Linked DNA regions of Mus musculus: region 2 is linked to region 1. A link is a loop called in an ENCODE intact Hi-C map of the cell type or tissue named here. Cell type or tissue: heart. All regions are shown on one strand. Links, peaks and the distances in the headings refer to the core of each region. The heading gives the core; the rest is flanking DNA.

Evidence for each region. Peaks named below come from ENCODE experiments on the same cell type or tissue, not always from the same donor. Only the 100,000 strongest peaks of a DNase experiment are listed, where the experiment ranks them.
Region 2: it touches region 1 in a loop (2.5-fold over the local background); 1 of 42 quality-filtered maps calls a loop at or near these places.

Annotation. Positions count from the first base shown.
Region 1 is chr7:45,700,030-45,710,234 of GRCm38, reverse strand. Car11 (carbonic anhydrase 11) reads right to left here. Exons shown (of 9, transcript NM_009800.4): 1 at 9,896-10,205; 2 at 9,735-9,809; 3 at 8,869-9,011; 4 at 7,616-7,801; 5 at 7,307-7,402; 6 at 7,101-7,173; 7 at 6,622-6,776; 8 at 6,357-6,522; 9 at 5,564-5,746. The coding sequence starts at 9,962. The coding sequence ends at 5,721. Dbp (D site albumin promoter binding protein) reads right to left here and starts at 4,988. Exons shown (of 4, transcript NM_016974.3): 1 at 4,473-4,988; 2 at 3,219-3,629; 3 at 1,764-1,975; 4 at 32-570. The coding sequence starts at 4,611. The coding sequence ends at 355. It overlaps Sphk2 (sphingosine kinase 2), which reads left to right. Exons shown (of 7, transcript NM_203280.3): 7 at 1-772. In heart, for the core only: CTCF peaks have their summits at 3,268 and 4,550; DNase peaks (open chromatin) are centred at 2,494, 3,224, 4,164, 5,284 and 8 weaker places; H3K4me3 peaks cover 5,956 bases; H3K27ac peaks cover 6,107 bases; H3K27me3 peaks cover 192 bases.
Region 2 is chr7:45,521,371-45,531,575 of GRCm38, reverse strand. Ppp1r15a (protein phosphatase 1, regulatory subunit 15A) reads left to right here and starts at 5,308. Exons shown (of 3, transcript NM_008654.2): 1 at 5,308-5,581; 2 at 6,185-7,837; 3 at 8,254-8,659. The coding sequence starts at 6,194. The coding sequence ends at 8,583. Plekha4 (pleckstrin homology domain containing, family A (phosphoinositide binding specific) member 4) reads right to left here and starts at 1,977. Exons shown (of 20, transcript NM_001381849.1): 1 at 1,443-1,977; 2 at 918-1,007. The coding sequence starts at 1,001. Tulp2 (tubby-like protein 2) reads right to left here. Exons shown (of 13, transcript NM_008807.3): 12 at 9,561-9,732; 13 at 9,189-9,353. The coding sequence ends at 9,220. In heart, for the core only: a CTCF peak has its summit at 4,636 (motif pointing right); DNase peaks (open chromatin) are centred at 2,015, 5,305, 6,375, 6,635 and 4 weaker places; H3K4me3 peaks cover 4,791 bases; H3K27ac peaks cover 5,545 bases.

The DNA of each region.
Region 1 (10,205 bases), core at 1,509-9,508:
TAAGGGTAGCAGCAGCACCCAGCTTGGATGCAGCCTTGAGTCAGAGCCAGTAGCTGCTTTGTCCGCCACAACAGCTGGCTCCCGGGTTCTCAAGATTTATTCAGGATTGTGTTGATGGAGGCGGTTGGATGGATGGGTTCCCCAACATGCTAAGAGCACACACAGGACCCTCCCCACCCCCACAAGGGAGGTGGGGGAAGGCTAGCTTTTTCTTAAAAATATAAATGTATTTGTCTGCATCATGACGTTCTTCGGGCACCTAGCTGGCCAGACCACTGGCCATGGGACAAGGAGGAAGTCAGGTGTAAGTCTGAGCAAGGAACAGGACTCTGCCCTGGCAGGGTGGAGGTGGCCTCACAGTGTCCCATGCTGGGCCTGGTAGCGTGAAAGCACAGCACGGTAGTGGGACAGCTCCTGCCGCACAGCCACCACCTCCTGCCGCAACAGGGCGTTTTCCTTCTCCAGGAAGGCAGCCCGCACAGATATCTGGTTCTCCTTGAGTCTTCTTGCATCTCTCGACCTCTTGGCTGCTTCATTGTTCTTGTACCTCCGGCTCCAGTACTTCTCATCCTGAGGGTGGAGGGGTGAAAGGGGCACTGAGATACAACAAAAGGAACTCTGCATATCTGATTCTGTACAGCAGTGAGGCCTAAGGGCTATTGGTCTTTGCTGGGACAGAAACCCAAACTTCTGTTGTCTACTGCTCTGGTTGCTAAGAACAGGTCTCTGGCGGAAAGGTAGAGAATAAATAGATTCCAGGTGCACATGTGAAAAAAGCTGGTCTTCAAATTCTCCACTGTGCAGACAGAGCAAGACTCCCCACTTGACAAGGACCCATGGAAAGCCGGTTGCTATGGATGTTTGTTACCTAGCAACGAGGCCTTCACGGTCTGGGGGGGTTATCTCACTGAAGTGTACACTGCTCTAGACATCACCTTTCCAGATCCTGGTTGCTAAGGAAAGGTTGGATAGCTCCCCTAGTGATGGGGTTTGGTGTCCTGGTTGCCAAGGCAACCGCATCTCATCAGAAAGTAAACATGAGCTGTAAGTAGCCGCAGCCTCTACCCTTGAACTGAGGTCAGGGAGCCATTCCGTATCTGACTGATGGAAGAGTTGGGGGCTGAGGCTTCCCCTGAGGATCATACCATGGGTCCTTCACCCAGCTGGAAAAGATGCTTCCCTAGGCTCCCTCTTAATTAAAGGCTCCAGCTTGTTAGGACACATCCATCTCCTAGCAACAGCTGAGCTCTGTAGCAGAAGAAAACCACTCGCATGGAATAGGTTTCTTAGATGGAACTAGATGTTGGAATGGCTATGATGCATACAAGGCCATGGCAAAGACATGAGAGACCTCAGAGCAAAACCAGAATGCTAGAAAAAGGTGTTTGCTGCTGAAATCCCCACAAATTAGAATATGGCCGGTAAAGGATGACTTCCAGGTCCCTGGATGGTCAAGTCTGCACCAAGGCAGAGGCAGTTCTACAGATGTTTCAGGTTGAAAGCCAAAGAGCAGCTCCAGCGAGGCCAGCCGCTGAGCAGCAGGCCGATGGGACAGCCAATGAGAGCTGTAATTGGCAGCAGAGCCTCTTGGAACCTGAGCCCTTGTGCACAGGGAGACTTGACTCTTAGGACAAAACTTGTCCCCAGAAGCCTCATGAGCTAGGCTATGCCTACAGGCCACGAAGCTCTGAGACCTCCTCCCCAGAGAGAGAAGCTTCCCTCAGCTTTGAGCAAGGCCAAGGCCCACATCTGGGCGCGCTCACCTTCTGTTCCTCAGGCACCTGGACTTTCCTTGCCTTCTTCATGATTGGTTGAGGCTTCAGTTCCTCCTCTGAGAAGCGGTGTCTCCGAGGGTCAAAAGTCTCATGGCCTGGAATGCTTGACAGGGCGAGATCAGCGGGATCAGGTTCAAAGGTCATTAGCACCTCCACGGTGTCTGGGTCCACAGGACTGGGTGTGTCCCTAGATGTCAAGCCTAGAGAAATACGTTATCGCTTGAATGTGTGAGTAGTTCGAGGTCTGCGTTCTCAGAGCACCGCTCCGCCAAGCTTATCCACCACAGAACAGGTTTTTTCTGCTGTCTTAACACAAATCCTGTCAGGCATAAACCCTGTGACAAAGATGCTTTGCCACCGGAAGGCAATTCTATCATTGTAAGGCAGAAATGACTGGCCTTAAATATCCCGTGAATCTTCTAAAACCTCTAAACTTCAGACTCAGTGTTTTGTTCCCACTGCTGTGTCCGAGTCCTACTTACTGAACCCTTTCTCAGAGCTTAGACCTGTTAGACCAGCACTCCTAGGAGTGATGGAAGTTTCAAGAGCCTGGCTAAAAAAGGTTGAGTCCTGTGTCTTTAAGAACAAATAAGCCCGGGTCAGCCGAGGACACCAGTTCAGGGCCGCATCACGTGTGGCCTACAGCTTCCCCTTTCCCCTCCTCCCCAACCAAGCACCCGCACGTTCCCGGCCCCGCCTCCTCGCGCGTGAGAGCGCGTGCGCGCAGCTAGGAAGGCGGACTCACGTGGCGAGGGAATGTGCAGCACTGGTTTTTGCCTGGAGGTCGGATCAGGGACAGGTGTACCCAGGCGTCCCACATCGAGACTCCTTGTCTTGATTGGGGTCGCCTCCCTTCTTGTTCCTTTTGGTCTCAGCTCCAACATCTACAATGATTCTACCCACCCATCCCGCGCTATGGGGGAGGATCGTGGGAGAACCGGCCTGCCAAGCTCTTTGCCATCCAGATTCCCACAGTTCTGAGATCCTAGGTCCCCAACACAGGGACATGGGAAAGCTCCTCTGTAGAAGCCAGAAGAGGGATCCCGATATTCTCTTCTGCAAGACTGGGAGGCAGGATGCAACACCATCCACTTGGGGAATGGGGTGTGTGCGTGTGTAGGATCCGGGAACGTAGTACCCCGCTCTGGCCTGCTCGCTCCCATTTTTGGTGTCCTTGAAGTCCAGTCCCATCTCGTTTCCCAAAATTCTGGACCCAGACTCTGGAGATAGTACTCTCCAGTTAACTAAGGTGTTCTAAGTTTCTAGTCTTGGCTCCAAGAACATGAGGAAACTTGTCTTAGAGAAGAATACTGCCTCTCAGTGAATAATCCTTTCGCATTTGGGGACCCAAGTCCCCTAAAGGATCGCAGCATCTCATTGGGCAGACTTCCAAAAGTGTCGCGAGGCCCCGCCCTGCCCGACAGCCCCGCCCCTTCGCCGCACCTGCGCGGTGGCCGCCGGCGGCTCCCAGAGTGGCCCGCGCGGGGGCGTGCCCGGGCGAGGAGCGGGGGGAAGAGGAGCTGCAAGAGCCGGGCCCGGGGGAGGGCGCGGGAGTGCGCGCTGGAGAGGGTGCCGGCGACAGGCCCCCGGGGGGCGGCGGGCTCGGCGGTAGCCCGTGCTCCAGCAAGAAGGCGTCCAGGTCCACGTATTCCACGTCCCCGAAAGGCAAAGTGCGTTCCCACAGCAGCGGCGCAAAAAGACTCGGGCCAGCCACAGGCCCTGAGCGCCCCCGAGGGGACCCACCGCCACTAACGGCCCCACTCGGGGCATCGGCTGGGCCCGCCGTTTCCAGGCCGGGTCCCGGGACGGGGGCTGAGGGCAGAGTTGCCTTGCGCTCCTTTTCCTTCAGGAGACCTGTAGGCCAGGGAGAGACCGGATGGGGTGGAGGGACACAGGAGGGACCCCAAGTTAGAGATATGGCGGAGATACAGAGAAGTGAGGAGACGGGAGCCGTAGGGCAAAGACCCAGGGAGGTGGGTACAGGCAGGGAGAGAACCCAGAAAAAGAAGAGAGGGATAAAGACGGGGCTTGGGGAGACCCAGAGAGAAAAGAGAACAAGGCCCCAGCAATAGAGGGTCAGGGAGACGGGGACCCGGAGAGGGGGAAAAGGCAAAAGTATACAGAAGGATAGGGTTAGGGGCCCGGGAGGGGATTAAGAAACACAAGCACAAGCGACCCAGAGAACGAGGATGGAAGTTTAGAAAGAAGGGTTTAGTGACAGGGTGGGTGAAAGGTTGGGCAGGTGAGAAAGAAAAAGTGACAGCTCAGTAATTCTCCCACCCCCAGCACCCTCATCCCCTCCCCCACAGTCTGTTGGGGCTGGAAGGGGCTCCACTGCTCAGGCACATTCCTCATCCCTAGTTTCCATGTGACCCTGCGAGGCCCCGCCCAAGCCCGTGTCTGCACCGTGTGAGCATCCGACACACCCCCTCCCTTCCCCTAGGACTCCAGGGGTCCAGACTCTGAGGCCAAAGGAAAGAAAGAGGGGTCTGGCACCTAAACTCTGTCCTCAAGTAGGAACACTCCAGGGACTTGACCCTTAGGCCCTCCAGGCGTCAGATTTGGTCCTGGAGGCTGATGGACTGGAAGACCTAAGTGACCTAATGAAGACTAGCAAAGATGGGACACCTAGCTGATAGGTGCCGTGGACCACCACCCCAACAGTTGAGTCCCTAACACAGTGGGACTAGAACTCACAGCTGGCCGGTTCTTTGGGCTTGCTGTTTCCCTGCAGAAGGCTCCTCAGCCCAAGCAGCGCTCCCCCGCCAGGGGGGGCCCCAGCCGGGCCACCCAGCAGCAGGGGGCCCGGGGTCCTGTCGCTCAGAGGCCGCGCCATTGCCGTGGACCTGCTCCCAGGTTCATGAGCTCATGGAGAGTCGAAGAGATGAGATGATATGTCAGTCACCCGCACACTCCAGTGGTTCGGGCGAATGTGTCCCAGAGTCGGGAGAGCGCGGCGTGCAAGCCTCCAGGATCAGGACGCTTCAAATCCTAAGAGCGCTGCGGGGGTTCAACCAGTCAGTTCTGCAGAAAGGTGCAACTCAAAGACTGTCCCGGGAGGCTCCTATAGTCTGGGCGAGTGGGTGACCAAATCAAGCAGCTGTCTCTTTGCAACTGTGGGTCCCCAAGGGACACAGGCGCGCGCTCCTTCTGTACCAAGTGGGCGAGTCTCTGGCTCTAGCCAATTTTGCACTTCTCGCAAAGAAAGGAGCTTTGCAATCTGCACCCAGAGGTGTGCACCCAGGGGCGGAGGAGGGGGCAGGAGGAGGTGGCAGCCTTGAGGCGTGGCCAAAGCAAACTTCTTTCGCGGAAAAAAAAAAATCTAAACCAAAACACCGGACGCCAGAGCGCGCGCCCCTCCTCCGGGCCCCCTCCCTCCACTTGGGCCATGCACCCCAGCCGCGTGCCTTCCTCCGGCTTCTGGCAAGAACCAATCACGTCTCGAGCCCTTGAGACGCTCAGCCAATGAGATGAAGGGATATGCCAAGACCCTGGAGGCGCGTGAGGGGCTGAACTTGTGTAGTTGCCTCGCCTTTTGGAAGAAGGCGGGACACTGACCTATATTTGGCCAATGGGAGGAGGCGCTGGAGGCGGGACCGTGACCCACTTCGGGCCAATGAGGCAGGAAGAAGGGGGAAGCACATGGCTTTGCGCGTGCTATCGGATGCGGGTGTGGGGCAAGAGGGGTACCTCTTAAAGGAGCCGAGTGTTCACAGACTCATTGAGGAAAAAAAGCAGAACATCAATTAGAGCAGATTAAGGCAGAAAGAAGTGGGCTTCGGGAAGGATTTTTTTTTTTTAATATCTAGATGTTCCTCAATCGCGACTGATAAACCACCGAGAAACCGGAAACATTCAGTCCTTTTAATAGCTTTGTTTTGGGGTGAATCCCCTCCCCTGGTGAGGAAACTCAGAACAGGCGGGCGTAATCCTCGTTGGGGAGTCTCAGCGACCGTGAGGACCACCGTCCACTGCAAAGGGAAGCACCGGCTTGAGGGGTGTGGGAGCTGAGCACATAGGACTCTACTAGTCAGGCTGCTAAGGGGGAATGGAATATACCAAGTTGGGGGAATGATCAGCTCCTGGACCAGACCATGTAGGGAGGGAAGAAGGCCACATGGGACGTGCAGAATAGGCTGGTTTGCATAAAGGTACATGGAGAGGATATGGTCTTCTGGGCTGTACCATGTTGAGAAACCAGACAAGAAACTAACCGATTTCCCGGGGCCGAGCCACAGTGGCAGTAAGAAAGACAGAGGGATTGTACCACGCTGATTCTCAGAAAGGGAATAGCAGAAAGACTACAGCTCTAAGTAGGGTCATACCATTTGTAAACAGGTGACCTGGACCGTACCATCTTGGCAAGTAACAGTAGGCAGAGGGCATGGACCAGTATGTAATTGTACCACAAGGAAAACAGGGTGTCAGGCCTTAGACTAAGCTGCAAAGAGGGGTGGGCTGCAGCAGGCTGTTCCATATGGAGAGGTGAGAAAGGACAAGGGATGTATCACACTGAGACAACCACTGGGAATAAGTGCAGACTATCAGGACGTGGAGAAGGAGGGGACACACTAAGCATACCATGCAGGCGGTAGTTGGGGCCTCGGCAGCGCCTCTCGGGATGCCGGGGGTCCCTGTTGCCCCTCAAGGCTCTGTGGGCCAGGGGCTGCAAGGGCCGGCCATTACCACTGAGGCTCTGGAAGATCTGGGAGGGGGGATTCTGGCTCAGGAGTCTCAGGGAGTGCATCTGCCTCAAGAGAAACCACGGGTGAGTGGACCGGGGTGGTGCTCAGGACAGGAGTAGCATGCACACACGGGGGTGGGGGGGGGTGGGGGTGTCAGTCACCTGGAGGGAGGTAATATTGAGAGCCCTGTCGATGAGGATCCAGGTGACAGTCTCAGAGCACGGAGGAGTGCTGAGAGATCCCTGATAGGTGATGAAGCCGAAGGATTCTGGGAACAGGAGCTCCAGGCTCAGGTCTTGAAGAAAGTAGGCATCATCTGCGCAGACATCAAGTCAGCGTAAAAGGGGGTCCCAGATAATGCACAGGGACTTAGTTATGTCTGTTGTCGTATGGAGACTGAATGTAAGGCTTCGGACATGCTAGGCAGGTACCACTGCACCAGGCCCCCAGCCCCTCACCGGGAGATTCTGACCAGGCGCTCGTGACCAAGCTGCATCATCTCCAACCACTCTTCCCTTTCTGTTGTCACCCTGGCTCTTGCTAAGTAGCCCAGGCTGACCTTGAACTTACTCTGTAGCCCACCCTCCTTCCTCAGCCTTCCTAGGAACTGGGGACGCCACCCCTAGCTTGGGGGACTTACTTTTGTAGGAGATTCGGGTGATAGTGTCCCGGTTGAGGAGGCGACTGAGGAATGGGTTGGAACTGCCAGCCACCTACGCAGGAGGCACGAGGCGAGGGAGACGGCAGCCCAGACCTGCTCCACAAAGACCCACCACCCCAGGCTAGCCTCCCAGCCTCCCTGTCCCTCACACCCTGGAAGCCAGTTGCCCTCCTTGCCTCCCTCACATTGACAAAGAGGCTGAGAATGGCCAGGCCGTTGGGGCCCCTTGAGGCAGCACTGAGGTTCCCATAGAGTTCTTGGTTGAAGTGGATTAGCTGCACCTGGGGTGGAAGAGGAGGCACAGAGAAGGGTTTCTTAGCGGAAGATTCAGAGACGATAGATGGTTTCAACTCTCAGGGCTTTGGTGTCCAGAACCGCACCAGGAATTAGTACTTAGGGTAGGGAGAGGCGGCCCTGAGTAGCAGGATGGGTTGAAGCATAAGCTAAGAAACCAGGGTGATCTAGTGTTGGAGGGTCAGGTGAGGGGTCACCACCTCAGCGGAGAAGCCTTCATGGTTGATCTGGTGTTCAGAGCCGGCACCATCTCGAGCTCCAAATAGCAGGCGCAGTTCACTGAGTCGGTGGCTATAAAGAAGGGGACCCCCAGACACGTTGACCACAGGTCGGGATGCAGGTAGGAAGGAGACATGGCGGCCAGTGTTGTACAAGGTTCCCCGGAGCTGCAGGAGAGGTATAAACTATTGGGGGACACAGGGAGAGGAACCTCTCCCATCCTCCACTCTTATTCCCCAAGTCCAACGATTATCTAATATAGCTTGGGCATCAGCTACTCCCCAGGCTCAGACCATATCTTTTGAGGTGCTTAACACTGGTGTCTTAATTCAGTTAACAAGTACTGAACTGCCGGGCAGTGGTGGCACACACCTTTAATCCCAGCACTTGGGAGGCAGAGGCAGGCGAATTTCTGAGTTCAAGGCTAGCCTGGTCTACAAAGTGAGTTCCAGGACAGCCAGGGCTATACAGAGAAACCCTGTCTCAAACAACAACAACAACAAAAAAAAAAAAAAGAAAGAAAAAAGAAAAACAAACAAAAAAATACTCCTAGCCCCGATTTGAGGTCTCGTGGGCAGTTATGGGGATTTGCCATAGTTTATGTTGTTGTTGTTGTTGGCTTTTTGAGACAGGGAGGCTTTGAATCGTCCCTCCCCCTGCCTCAGTCTTTGGGTGGTAGGGATGATGGTGAACTCCACAAGGGGGTGGGGGGCTTTGGTTGGCTGGACTGCAGGACACAGAGCTGAAGGCCGAGCAGGAGGACCGGATGGGAGAGGACAATGGTGGACAGGACCCCGCGAGCCTAGTGAGAAAGCCGGCCTGAGGCACTGGGGTACGGCGGAGAAAATGACGCTGGGGCTTCTGGCTCATGGTGCCAGCGCTTCTACAGAAATGGGTACTGCAGAGAGCTTCCTGAGTACAGACACTGAGACCATGTCACTTGGCCGGATGGCTGTGTGACCCCAGGCAAGTAACATAAACTCTCTGGTCCATAAAAGAAAGCTAAAAAGATAGTAGGTTATTGTGAAGATGAGTGGGTTTGTTTAGTCTTTTCAATGCTTGGCATGAGTTGTCTTCTGTTTTCACTGCTTGGGTAGACATTGGGAAGCTGAGGAAAGCAGTGGGAAAGGGCAGGCCGGGTGATCTTCAGAGAGTAACTATTTATTCCCCATGGTTCGCCATCCACCTCAGCCCAGGTCCCCTCTGCTTAGACCCGCCCCACTGCAAAGCTTACCTTCTCTCCCCCGGTGCTGAGTCTGAGCGGGGGCAGAAAAGGGTCATAAAGAACCCGCTTCAGCTCCACATCCACGGGGCTCTGCCGCTTCCCCACAGCGCACAGGCTCCAGGCAGCGTTCACCAGGCCCCAGAAGGGAGGCCCTATGGGAACAGAAATAGGCTGGATTCCAGGCAGGACCTGCTGTGTGGATTGGGGCAGGGATAACCCCAGCTGAAGGAAGAAAACGAGGGAGGAAATCAGGAGCTTTGGGTCTAAGAGAGAAAGAACATGAGAGCCAGAATCCTGATTCCTCGAAGAATTTTGGAATCCCTTCCTAGGAGCTCATAACTGCTCCAAGCCTTGTTCCCATCTTTAAAAGGGCTATGTGAAAACAGAACTACAACTCCCAGTAAGCCTCAGGGGTGAAAACAACTCATCAATCTCCGGCCTGCCCCGTAGCCCCATGGGAGTTGTAGTTCTTTTAGTCTCCCAGGTCCCACAGCTGGATAAGAATATTAGGGGAGAAGAGTTATAAAAGAGGACTTCGAAGCCCCGGGCGAGGGGGCGGGACAGGGACCCGAGCTACCGAGTGTGTGCCTTCCAGCAGGAATAGGACCTGTCTATGGCTGCAAACACACACATTTCTCCACCCCCACACTTTCCTTGCACTCACTCCCACTCACTACTTGAAATGCGCATGTATAATGTCCCATGGTGAGCCGCTGAGGTTCAGAGGCTGGGCCCCACTCCTGAGGGAAGAAGGCAGGGGCTGGGAGCTTTGGTCCTATGGAAGATGAGAAGATCGAGGACCCAGACTCCTGAGCCTAGGAAAAACGGCGCCTAGGGATATGGGGTCGGGCTCTGGGTCTCCACCCTGTTTGCACCTGGCACGAAGTTTCCCTGGAGATTCTCCTTGTAGCTCCACCAGTCCTCGGGATCAGGTGCAGGTCCGATGTGAGCTGGGAAGAGAGCAGCTGCATCCCTCTCCTAGGCACCCCACCCTGTCCCTCCCTCAGAGGATGCTGCCAGGACCCCCAGGTCTTACCTGCCGCTCCCAGTGCGGCCCAGAGTACCAGCGCTTGAGGGGCGCTCAGGCGAGCGGCACCCCCCATCCAAGAGGCCTCGGAGCGACCCTTTCCCAGCGCCCGACCCCCTAGCTCTTCCCTCCCCTCCTCTTGGGACTTCCAGCCTGGCTGTCACCAGAACGGGAGCCCCAGCTCCCGGGATACAGGGGCTGGGACCGTGTACCCCAGAGCCCGTTTGACGCTCACTCCTCCGCCCGCCTGGGCCCGCTCCCTGCACTCGCTCTACCTCCCGAAGCTGCGATCGCCCTCGCCGGCCCCGGGTCCCTCTCG
Region 2 (10,205 bases), core at 892-8,891, 180 kb after region 1:
TTTCTCATCCTTCACTTCCGGGGGGGGGGGGGTCACCTATGGACACACCCCCTGAACAAGCGGTCTTGGACCACCCCTCCTTGGGAGTAGGCTGGAAACAAATCTGTTCAGTCTCTGAACTTAAGGGAGTAAGGCAAATTTTGTCCTGGGTGATGTTTATATAGCCCAGGTTATCCCCAAATCACTACGTAGGCAAAGCTAGCCTTGACTATCTGATCCTTTTCCTGCTCTATTTCTTGAATGTTGGAATGTGAATGATGTCGCTATCTGCAGCCTGGTTTTTGTCTTTTGTTTGTTTGCTTGTTTGCTTTTGTTTTTCAAGACAGGGTCTATGCAGCTCTAGCTGTCCTGGAACTTACTAAGTAGACAAGGCTATTCTCAAACCCTCCAAGGTTGGCCTGCCTCTGCACTGAGATTAAAGCCACAGCTAGCTCCGGCTTGGGTTCTTGTTGTCTTGCTTGAGACAGGGTCTTACCTAGCCTCTAACTTGATATGTAGCCAAAGATAGCCTTGAACTTTGGATGTTCCTGCCCATATTGGATTACCGTTGTGAACCACCACATCTGGTTATAAGTGGGTGGGTTCCATGGTTATAGACTGAAAAGGAAGTCCCCTAGTCCAGTCAAGAATAATCATCTCTTCTCAGTCTGGGTTTATTTGTTCTTCTGGCTTAGAATTAGGAAGACTGAGAGGGGTGGGGACAGAGCTGGGAATCTCTCCAAATTCCCGGCTGCAGCTGATGCTCAACTTGGGACCAGTCTAGCAAACCCAACCAGTAAGGACCCTGGTCCTCCACCACTGCAGTCCTCAGTGAGGACTCTCTGTGCCTCAGAGATGGCACAGAACTCACAGCTAGGTAATGGGACAGGACAGCCCAGAGCCCCCCTCTCCCCATCCCCCCAGAAGCATGGAAGGACCTTGGTGCTCAGGCTACTCAGAGAGGAGACGGTGGAAGCACTGCTGGCCAGGCTGAGGCTGCTCCGGGGTCGGCCCTGCTCCATGGAGAACTTGGGGGAAAAAGAAAAGGGGGCTGTGTCTCTCCACTGATGGAGGCTGAGGACAGAGTTGGGTCAGGGCTGGAAGGTCAGAGGAGGCTGGGGAGAAAGAAACGGTTGTTTGGGGACTGAGGGGCTGGGGGAGGCCATGGCCAGGGATCACATACCAAGAGCAATGCCAAGAGAGGTGGGCGGCTTGGCAGCTGCGGGGGGGGGGGGGGGCAGCTGTCTGCAGCCAGGCCATAGAATAGGGACTCCTTTATTCTTGCCCACTGAATACTGGCCAGGAATGTGACCCCCTCTATGCATAAGAATTCCAATCCCTGCCTCCATCAGGGCGCCTGAGCTACCTGTCCTGGACTTCCCTCATGAACCCCCAAACCATCTCCCCAATACACCAGGAATGGGCATCCAGGCAAGTCCCTCCCCGCCCAGCCAGGGACTTACCCAGTTCTGGTGTCCTGGTGACAGGATCTGTCACCACCTCTTTTTGTGCCTCTCAGAATGGTCTCCCTCTTCACCTGATATCTGCTTTCTTCTCTGTCTCACTTGTGAGTTCTTTCTCTCCCTCTCTCTGTCTCTCCCCTGCATCTCTGTCTATCTCTGTGTCTGTCTCTCTCTGTGTCTCTGTCTCTCTCCCTCTCCCCCCCCACCCCTGTCTCTCTCGGTGTCTCTCTGTCTCCCCCCTGTGTCTCTCTGTCTCTCTCCCTCTCTCTCTCTCTACCCCTCTCCTCCACCCCTGCCTATGTCACCTCTCCCAGTCCCTCTCCCTACCTTGCTGCTGCTGTCTAATCACTTCCCCTGCCCCCTCCCCACTTCATTCCACTCTTCTACTTCCGCTTTCCACACTCTAGTCTCTTCCTCTGTCTCCCTGACCAGACACATCTGTTTCCTTTCCTTTTCAAGTTCTCTTCCTCACTTTTTCTCTTCCTCCCTCTCCCAGTTTCTCTTTCCTCTCTGCTGGGCTCTCCCTCTCTCTGGCAGCCGCCCACGCTGCCGGCTCCCCTCCCAATCCTGGCTATCCCCGCCTCTTCTGGCCTCCCCACTACAACTTGACCCCTGGCTCAGCTGCCCCCACAGCTAAGCGAGGGATTGGGCTCCCCTAAGCTGTGGCTGGGACTCCTCTATGTTTGGAGAGGGGCTGCAACCCCAGGGCAGAATGGGTTTGTTGTTACTGGGGTTCTGAGCTCCTGGTACCTTCGAGAGAGGTGTCCTAGGTCTTTCAAAGAATGGCATCTCCTTGAGTTCTAGGCCAGCCTGGTCTACAGAGTGAGAGTTCCATGACAGCCAGGACTACACAGAGAAACCCTGTCTTGAAAAAACCAACCCCCCCCCCCCCAAGAAAAAAATGGCATCTCCAATTCCCAAAACCTGGGAAGGCTAGGAGAGAGCTTAGCTGGTGGGAGCCTGGGAAGATACGAGTTAGAAGTAAGGACTCACGGTCCACAAGTATGGCCTTGACCAAGTGGGGCAGCAGTGGTCAGCACCGGTCCTGGAGGATGAGGCAGCCTTAGAAGTGTTGGGTTCTGGCAAGGGCAGAGTTAAGTGGCCAGTTTGAAATGTTTCCCTCAGATCAGACTGATAACCCATTATAAGAGAGGTGTGGAGCCTCAGTGCATTTTGAGGAAGAAAGCACTAAATGAGGAGCTCAGAGAGTAACTCCAGGAGCGCACTGCCCAGTGTGTGTGAGGTGTGAGGCCCTGGGATCCATCCCCAGAAAGAAACACAACACACAGGCTACACACACACACTTTTCTCTTCTCTTCTCTTCTCTTCTCTTCTCCTCCCTTTCCTTCCTCTCCTTTCCTTCCTTTCCTTTCCTTTCCTTCCTTTCCTTTCCTTTCTTTTCTTTTCCCTTCCCTTCCCTTCCCTTCCCTTCCCTTCCCTTCCCTCCCTTTCCTTCCTTCCCCTCCCCTCCCCCCTTCTCCACAAACACACACACCAGGAGGAAAAGGCTGGAATTGGGTCTCTGGATCTATATCTGGGATTTGAACAGAGGTCCCCCACTCCCATGAGAATGCAGGACAATCAGAAATTCAAATTATAAAAGCAGAACCTTTGTACAAATTCAAAAAATGCAGATGCCTGCCTGTGAAGACAGAGAGTCTGTTTAGCAGGGTTCTCCACACTGTGTTGAGGTCACTCTCTTGTAACCTCCACACTGGGTAGGACTGCTGAGTGTTCGGGGCAGCTGGCCTACACGGGTTCAGTTCAGCCCAGATTGCATAGTAAGTTCCAGGCACTTCTGGAATACAACACAGGTCCCTGTCCAAAGACAAAAACAAAAAACAAAAAACAAAAAACAAAAAACAAAAACAAAAACAAAAAAAAAGAAAACAGAAACGTGCACTAAAAAAAAAAAAAAAAAAAAAAAATAGACATAGAAGAAGGAGGGTCCATGAGGGCAGACCTCAGAAGAGGTTGATGCTCCTCTGTACACAGGAAGAGAATTGCCCAAGATTCTTACCCTGTGAGTCCCAGGACAGTGTGGACATACTGTAAGACCCTGTTCAAAACAGACAGACTGGGCAGGCATGGTGGTACATGCCTTTAATCTCAGCACTCAGAAGGAAGCAGCAGGTAGATTTCTGTGAGTTCCAGACCAGCCTAGCCTACAGAGTGAGTTTCAGGGCAGCCAGGGCTATACTGAAAATCCCTGTCTGAAAACAAGACAAAAAACAGACAGATCCACCAAAAACAACTAAAGGACCAGAAAGATGGGTCAGGGCTTAAGTGCTTGCTATTCTTTGCAGAGGACCCAAATTTAGTCCCCAGATTGCTCCATGTGGAGCTTCACAAACATCTTAACTCCAGTTCTACAAGATCAGATGCCATCTTCCGACCTCCTTGTACACCATACAGACATGATATATAATATACACACAGAGGAGAGGGGGAGAGGGAGAGAGAGAGAGAGAGAAAACACTCACATAAAGATTAAAAGAAGGGGGCTGGAGAGATGGCTCAGCGGTTAAGAACACTCACTGCTCTTCCAGAGGGCCTGAGTTCAATTCCCAGCAACCACATGGTGGCTCACAACCATCTGTAATGGGATCTGATGCCCTCTTCTGGTGTGTCTGAAGACAGCTACTGTGTACTCATGTACAGAAAATAAATAAAAAAATTTAAAAAAAAAAAAAAAAAAAAAAAAAAAAAGATTAAAAGAAAATCTTGGTTTTTGTCTTTTTTTTTTTTTTTTTTGCCTGTGAGGTGTGAGATAGCAGCCACTGTTCTGGCGGGGGGTGGGGGGGGTGTTGGTTTTTTGTTTTTGTTTTGTTTTTTCGAGACTGGGTTTTTCTGTATAGCCCTGGCTGTCCTGGAACTCACTTTGTAGATCAGGCTGGCCTCGAACTCAGAAATCCACCTGCCTCTGCCTCCTGAGTGCTGGGATCAAAGGCGTGCGCCACGCCTGGCTGTCACTGTTCTCTGAGCCATCTCACCAGCCTTTAATCCGGGAATCAGGAGGCCGAGGCAATCGGATCTCAGTGAGCTCTAGGCTAGCCTAGTCTACAAAGTTGTGTTCCAGGACAACCAGAAACTAGTCTTGGAAAAACAAACAAAGGCTGGAGAGATGGCTCAGTGGTTAAGAACACTGGCTGCTCTTCCAGAGGTCCTGTGTTCAATTCTCAGTAACCACAAGGTGGCTCACAACCATCTGTAATGGGATCTTATGACCTGTTCTAGCACGTAGGTAAACAAGCAGACAGACCACTCCTACATTTAAAAAAAATACATAAATAAAATTTAAAAACATTGGGTGTTTTGTCTTCTAATAAAAATCCATTGCTAACAGGGGAGTGGTGGCTGGGACCTTTAATCCCAACATTTAGAAGGTAGAGGCTGGTGGATCATTGAGTTTGAAGCCAGCCTGATCTACCAGCCTGATCAGCCACGGATACTCAGAAAAATCCTGTTTCGAACCCCCCCCACTCTCCAAAAAAAAAAAAAAAAAAAAAAAAAAGTCACTCTTGCTTGGAGAAAAAAGGTCGGAAGTCTTGGTGTACGCCCTTAATCCTAGCACTCTGGAGACAGTAGCAGGAGGATTACAGAGATGGAAACCAGTCCCAGCCTCTCAAATAAAGAAAATAAAAGGAAAGGGAAATGGCACGGTACGTGACTGCCAGATAAGGTTCGCGTACTTGCTCGGAAATTACGTGAGATCGACGGCTCTCTCGATTGAGCCTAGGGCACGCCTGAGAAGCTGCGGTGACCTCACAGAGCGCGGAGTCTCCGCGAGAAGTTCAGTGTTGTTTTCCTCTTTCCACCTTTCCCAGGGACTTCCGAGACCCCGCCTCTCCGGTGACGTCAGCACAGCGCCGCGTCAGGGTATAAAAGCCGCGTGGACGATGTTGGCGCAGATTGAGTCAGCTCTGAGTTTGTGGAAGATTACATGCGATATCCCGCGCGACCCCGCATCCCTTTGCCGGCCGGGACAGCCTTTGCTACAGCCTGTGAAACATTGCGTCCCCGAGCCCCACGCCTGAGGGCGACATGAACCCGCTGGCTTCGCGAGCAGTCCGGACCCACGATCGCTTTTGGCAACCAGAACCGGCGCTTCAGCCCCCGGGGTGACGTGCAGCCCGCCGGTGAGTGGGGGATGGGGCGGCCTTTGAGGGAGGACTCTCTGGCGAGGAGACTGGAGAGAGTTGTGGAATCTGAGGGGGCAAGCTGGAGGGCGATTCCAGGTTTGGGGAAAAGGCACAGAAGCCCAGATGGCTTATTTGGTCTGAGAGAGGAGAGCCCACGTCTACACTCTTCGTTTAAAGGGAAAGGGGCCGGGAGGCTCGACCGGCAATATCTGTATAGCGCCAAATAAAGGGAAGGACCCCAGGAGGAATAACCAGGGTCCGAGGGGTAGGCAGAGGGAGGTTTTAGGGGCATGAACACAAGCTTGAGGAACGAAAGGTCACTAAAAAGCCAGACTCTTACAGGTCTGAGAAGGGCTGGCCAGGAACTGTGACTGGGGCTAAGGGAAGGGTTTAAGAGTGTGGGCTCTTGGTTCTAAGGATGTAGAGCTTGGGTGTTGAGAGAGATTAACCAAGTGGCAGAGTTGGGTGTGAGCAATGTTATTTGGAATTCGAGGCAGGCATTCACGTGTTGCTGCTGTGACTATTTGTTACCATGACTCAGTGCTGTGACCCGAGACTGTTTCCCAGAGCGACTTCTAAACAAATTTCCCCCCTTTCTAGCCCAGACACATGGCCCCGAGCCCAAGACCCCAGCATGTCCTGCACTGGAGGGACGCCCACAACTTCTATCTCCTGTCCCCACTGATGGGCTTGCTCAGTCGGGCCTGGAGCCGCCTGAGGGGCCCAGAAGTCCCAGAGGCATGGCTGGCAAAAACAGTAACAGGAGCAGATCAGATAGAAGCTGCGGCTCTGCTGACACCTACCCCTGTCTCTGGTAACCTCCTCCCTCATGGGGAGACTGAAGAAAGTGGATCTCCTGAACAGAGTCAAGCAGCCCAGAGGCTCTGCCTTGTGGAAGCTGAAAGTTCCCCTCCTGAAACTTGGGGACTTTCAAATGTTGATGAGTACAATGCAAAGCCAGGACAAGATGACCTTAGAGAGAAGGAAATGGAACGCACAGCTGGCAAGGCCACACTACAGCCCGCTGGCCTGCAAGGGGCTGATAAGAGGCTTGGGGAGGTGGTGGCTAGAGAAGAGGGAGTGGCTGAGCCCGCTTATCCCACATCACAGCTGGAGGGTGGTCCAGCTGAGAATGAAGAGGATGGAGAAACAGTGAAGACTTACCAAGCTTCTGCTGCTTCCATAGCTCCGGGATACAAACCCAGCACCCCTGTGCCTTTCTTGGGGGAGGCAGAACATCAAGCCACGGAAGAAAAAGGAACAGAAAACAAGGCTGACCCCTCCAACTCTCCTTCTTCAGGCTCCCACTCCAGAGCCTGGGAGTACTACTCTAGAGAGAAGCCTAAGCAGGAGGGAGAAGCCAAGGTAGAGGCACACAGGGCAGGGCAGGGTCACCCTTGTCGGAATGCTGAGGCTGAGGAAGGAGGACCTGAGACAACTTTTGTCTGTACTGGAAATGCCTTCCTGAAGGCCTGGGTGTATCGCCCAGGAGAGGACACAGAGGAAGAAGACAACAGCGATTCGGATTCAGCTGAGGAAGACACAGCTCAGACCGGTGCCACCCCCCATACAAGTGCCTTCCTGAAGGCCTGGGTGTATCGCCCAGGAGAGGACACAGAGGAAGAAGACAGCGATTCGGATTCAGCTGAGGAAGACACAGCTCAGACCGGTGCCACCCCCCATACAAGTGCCTTCCTGAAGGCCTGGGTGTATCGCCCAGGAGAGGACACAGAGGAAGAAAACAGCGATTTGGATTCAGCTGAGGAAGACACAGCTCAGACCGGTGCCACCCCCCATACAAGTGCCTTCCTGAAGGCCTGGGTGTATCGCCCAGGAGAGGACACAGAGGAAGAAAACAGCGATTTGGATTCAGCTGAGGAAGACACAGCTCAGACCGGTGCCACCCCACATACAAGTCCCTTCCTGAAGGCCTGGGTGTATCGCCCAGGAGAGGACACAGAAGATGACACAGAAGAGGAAGAGGACAGTGAGAATGTGGCCCCAGGTGACTCAGAAACAGCTGACTCAAGCCAGAGTCCCTGCCTTCAGCCCCAGCGTTGTCTACCAGGAGAGAAGACCAAGGGACGTGGGGAAGAGCCCCCTCTCTTCCAGGTGGCCTTCTATTTACCCGGAGAGAAGCCAGAATCACCTTGGGCTGCACCTAAGCTGCCCCTTCGACTGCAGAGGCGGCTCAGATTGTTCAAAGCCCCCACCCGGGATCAGGACCCCGAGATTCCTCTAAAAGCTCGGAAGGTGAGTGTTAGACTAGATTCTAAAGCCGCTTACTTTGTGGCTCAGGAATTTATAGTCCTAGGGCTGGGATTACAATAGAATTCCACACTGCCTTTTTTTTTTCTTTAATATATAATTTATTCAAAGGGCCTAGATTCTGAGTCGGGAGGAGGAAGAGTCTGGGACCTGAAAATCCCTAAGGAAGTGTGTTGGAGGCGGAGACTCCAGGGAAGCCATGGGTTGCGACTTCTTGCATATGAACTCTGCTGGGAAGGCTGTGTTCACTCTCTTGCAATCTCCTGTAAGAGGCAGGGAGAGTGGTAGTTGTGGCCTGGACATCTGTGTCTTAGAGTGAATCAGAGGGGCAGGCAGGTGACTATTCAAATACCAAACATTTTTGCGTGACAGACTTTTTTATTTATTGTCCCCGTCCCCAGGTACACTTCGCTGAGAAAGTCACAGTCCATTTCCTTGCTGTCTGGGCAGGACCAGCCCAAGCTGCCCGTCGAGGTCCCTGGGAGCAGTTTGCACGAGATCGAAGCCGCTTTGCTCGACGCATTGCCCAGGCAGAGGAGAAGCTGGGTCCCTACCTTACCCCTGATTCCAGGGCCAGAGCATGGGCACGCCTTAGAAACCCATCTCTTCCACAGTCCGAGCCTCGCTCTTCCTCTGAGGCCACTCCCTTGACCCAAGATGTGACCACACCCTCTCCCCTTCCCAGTGAAACCCCTTCGCCCAGCCTGTACTTGGGAGGGAGGCGGGGCTAAGCCTGAGTAGTTTCCTATTATTTATTTATTTATTTATTTGAATAAGAAATAAAGCCTTTTAATTTGTAGTGATAAACTCTTACGTGTGTTCTTTATTGGTAGCTTCCGGGGAGGCTAAAAATGGTGTCCAAACTTTAGTTTAAGACCAACTTGATCTAGTGAGACCCTCTTAAAACACAGTCCTGTGTAAGGGACTTCCTTATGTAAGGTGCCACAAGTAATCTCCGCACTGGGAAGCTGAGGCAGGAGACTGGCTTGGGTTCCAAGACAAGCATAACATAGTGTGGCTGTCTCAAAAAAATTGAAGGGACAAGGAAGGGTGGCATATATACACAAGGTGCAACGACGACATCTATGTTATAACGAAGCCCATTATTTTGTACACTAACTAAAAAAAGAATAGTCAAAAGATTTATTGTTAAAAGACAAGGCCAGGCACAAAGGTGCGCGTGCTTTGTCATCCCAGTACTTCAGGGGTGGAAGCAGGAGGAGCGGATGTTCAAGGCAAGCCTCAGCTACATAGTTGTTGGAGACCAGACTGAGTATCAAAAAACTAAAAAAGAAAGGAGGAGGCATGCCGTGAAGCTTTCTCCAAACGCACAGAACAGAGTTGGTGAGGGATGGTATTTTATTCAGTTACTCACACGCCAGTTTCCCATCGAAACTGGATAAGCAGATGGCGAAGGCTTGGAGCGGGCAAAGAGGATATCGGAAATCCATCGTGAATATGTTTGGGGCCACACGGCCAAACTGGAGCACCAGGTGGTCGGCTGAGGAGCAAACCAGGAACTAGTTAAAATTCTTTTTTGTTACACCGCACTCGCGGTACCCTTACCAAGCTAGGGAACGCAAGGAACTCAATAAACTACATTTCCCAAGAGGCCGTGCGACCGTGAGGCAGCCACCCTGCTTAGTTGTACTTGAGTGCCCCCTTCCGCCCCCATCCCCCATCTTTCTTCGGGTTGCTAGCAGCTCACGTTCATCCGGGTGCACTATCTGGAAGTTCTTGACTGAAGCCCGCGTGACGCGACCGTGAAAATTGAGTACGTATGCGCCGCTTTCGTCGCTCCACGATGGGGCCTTGTTCTGCAGTAGAAGCAGCCCGTGTCCAGCGCCCTTCTGTACGCGACTCAATATGGAATCCTGATCCTTGAAGATACAGTAGGGGGCATCGTTTGTTAGCCCACCAGAAGCCCGATTTTTAGTCCATGTGCATATATGTTATTTGTTTTGTTTGTTTGAGAATCAGTTTCTCTAGATTGCCAGGTTTACTTTTTGTTTCTTTTTTTTTTCTTTAAAGATTTATTTATTTATTATATATAAGTACACTATAGATGTCTTTAGACACCAGTAGAGGGTGTCAGATCTCATTACAGATGGTTGTGAGCCATCATGTGGTTGCTGGGATTTGAACTCAACCTTCAGAAGAGCAGTCAGTGCTCTTAACGGCTGAGCCATCTCTTCAGCCCCTACTTTTTGTTTCTTGAGACAGAATTTTTTCTGTGTAGCTCTGTGTCCTGGAACTTACTCTGTAGACAGAGATCTGCCTGCCCTCTGCCCCCACTCCTACCTCCTCCCCGAGTCCTGAGATAGATTTATTTATTTATTTATTTTAAGACAAG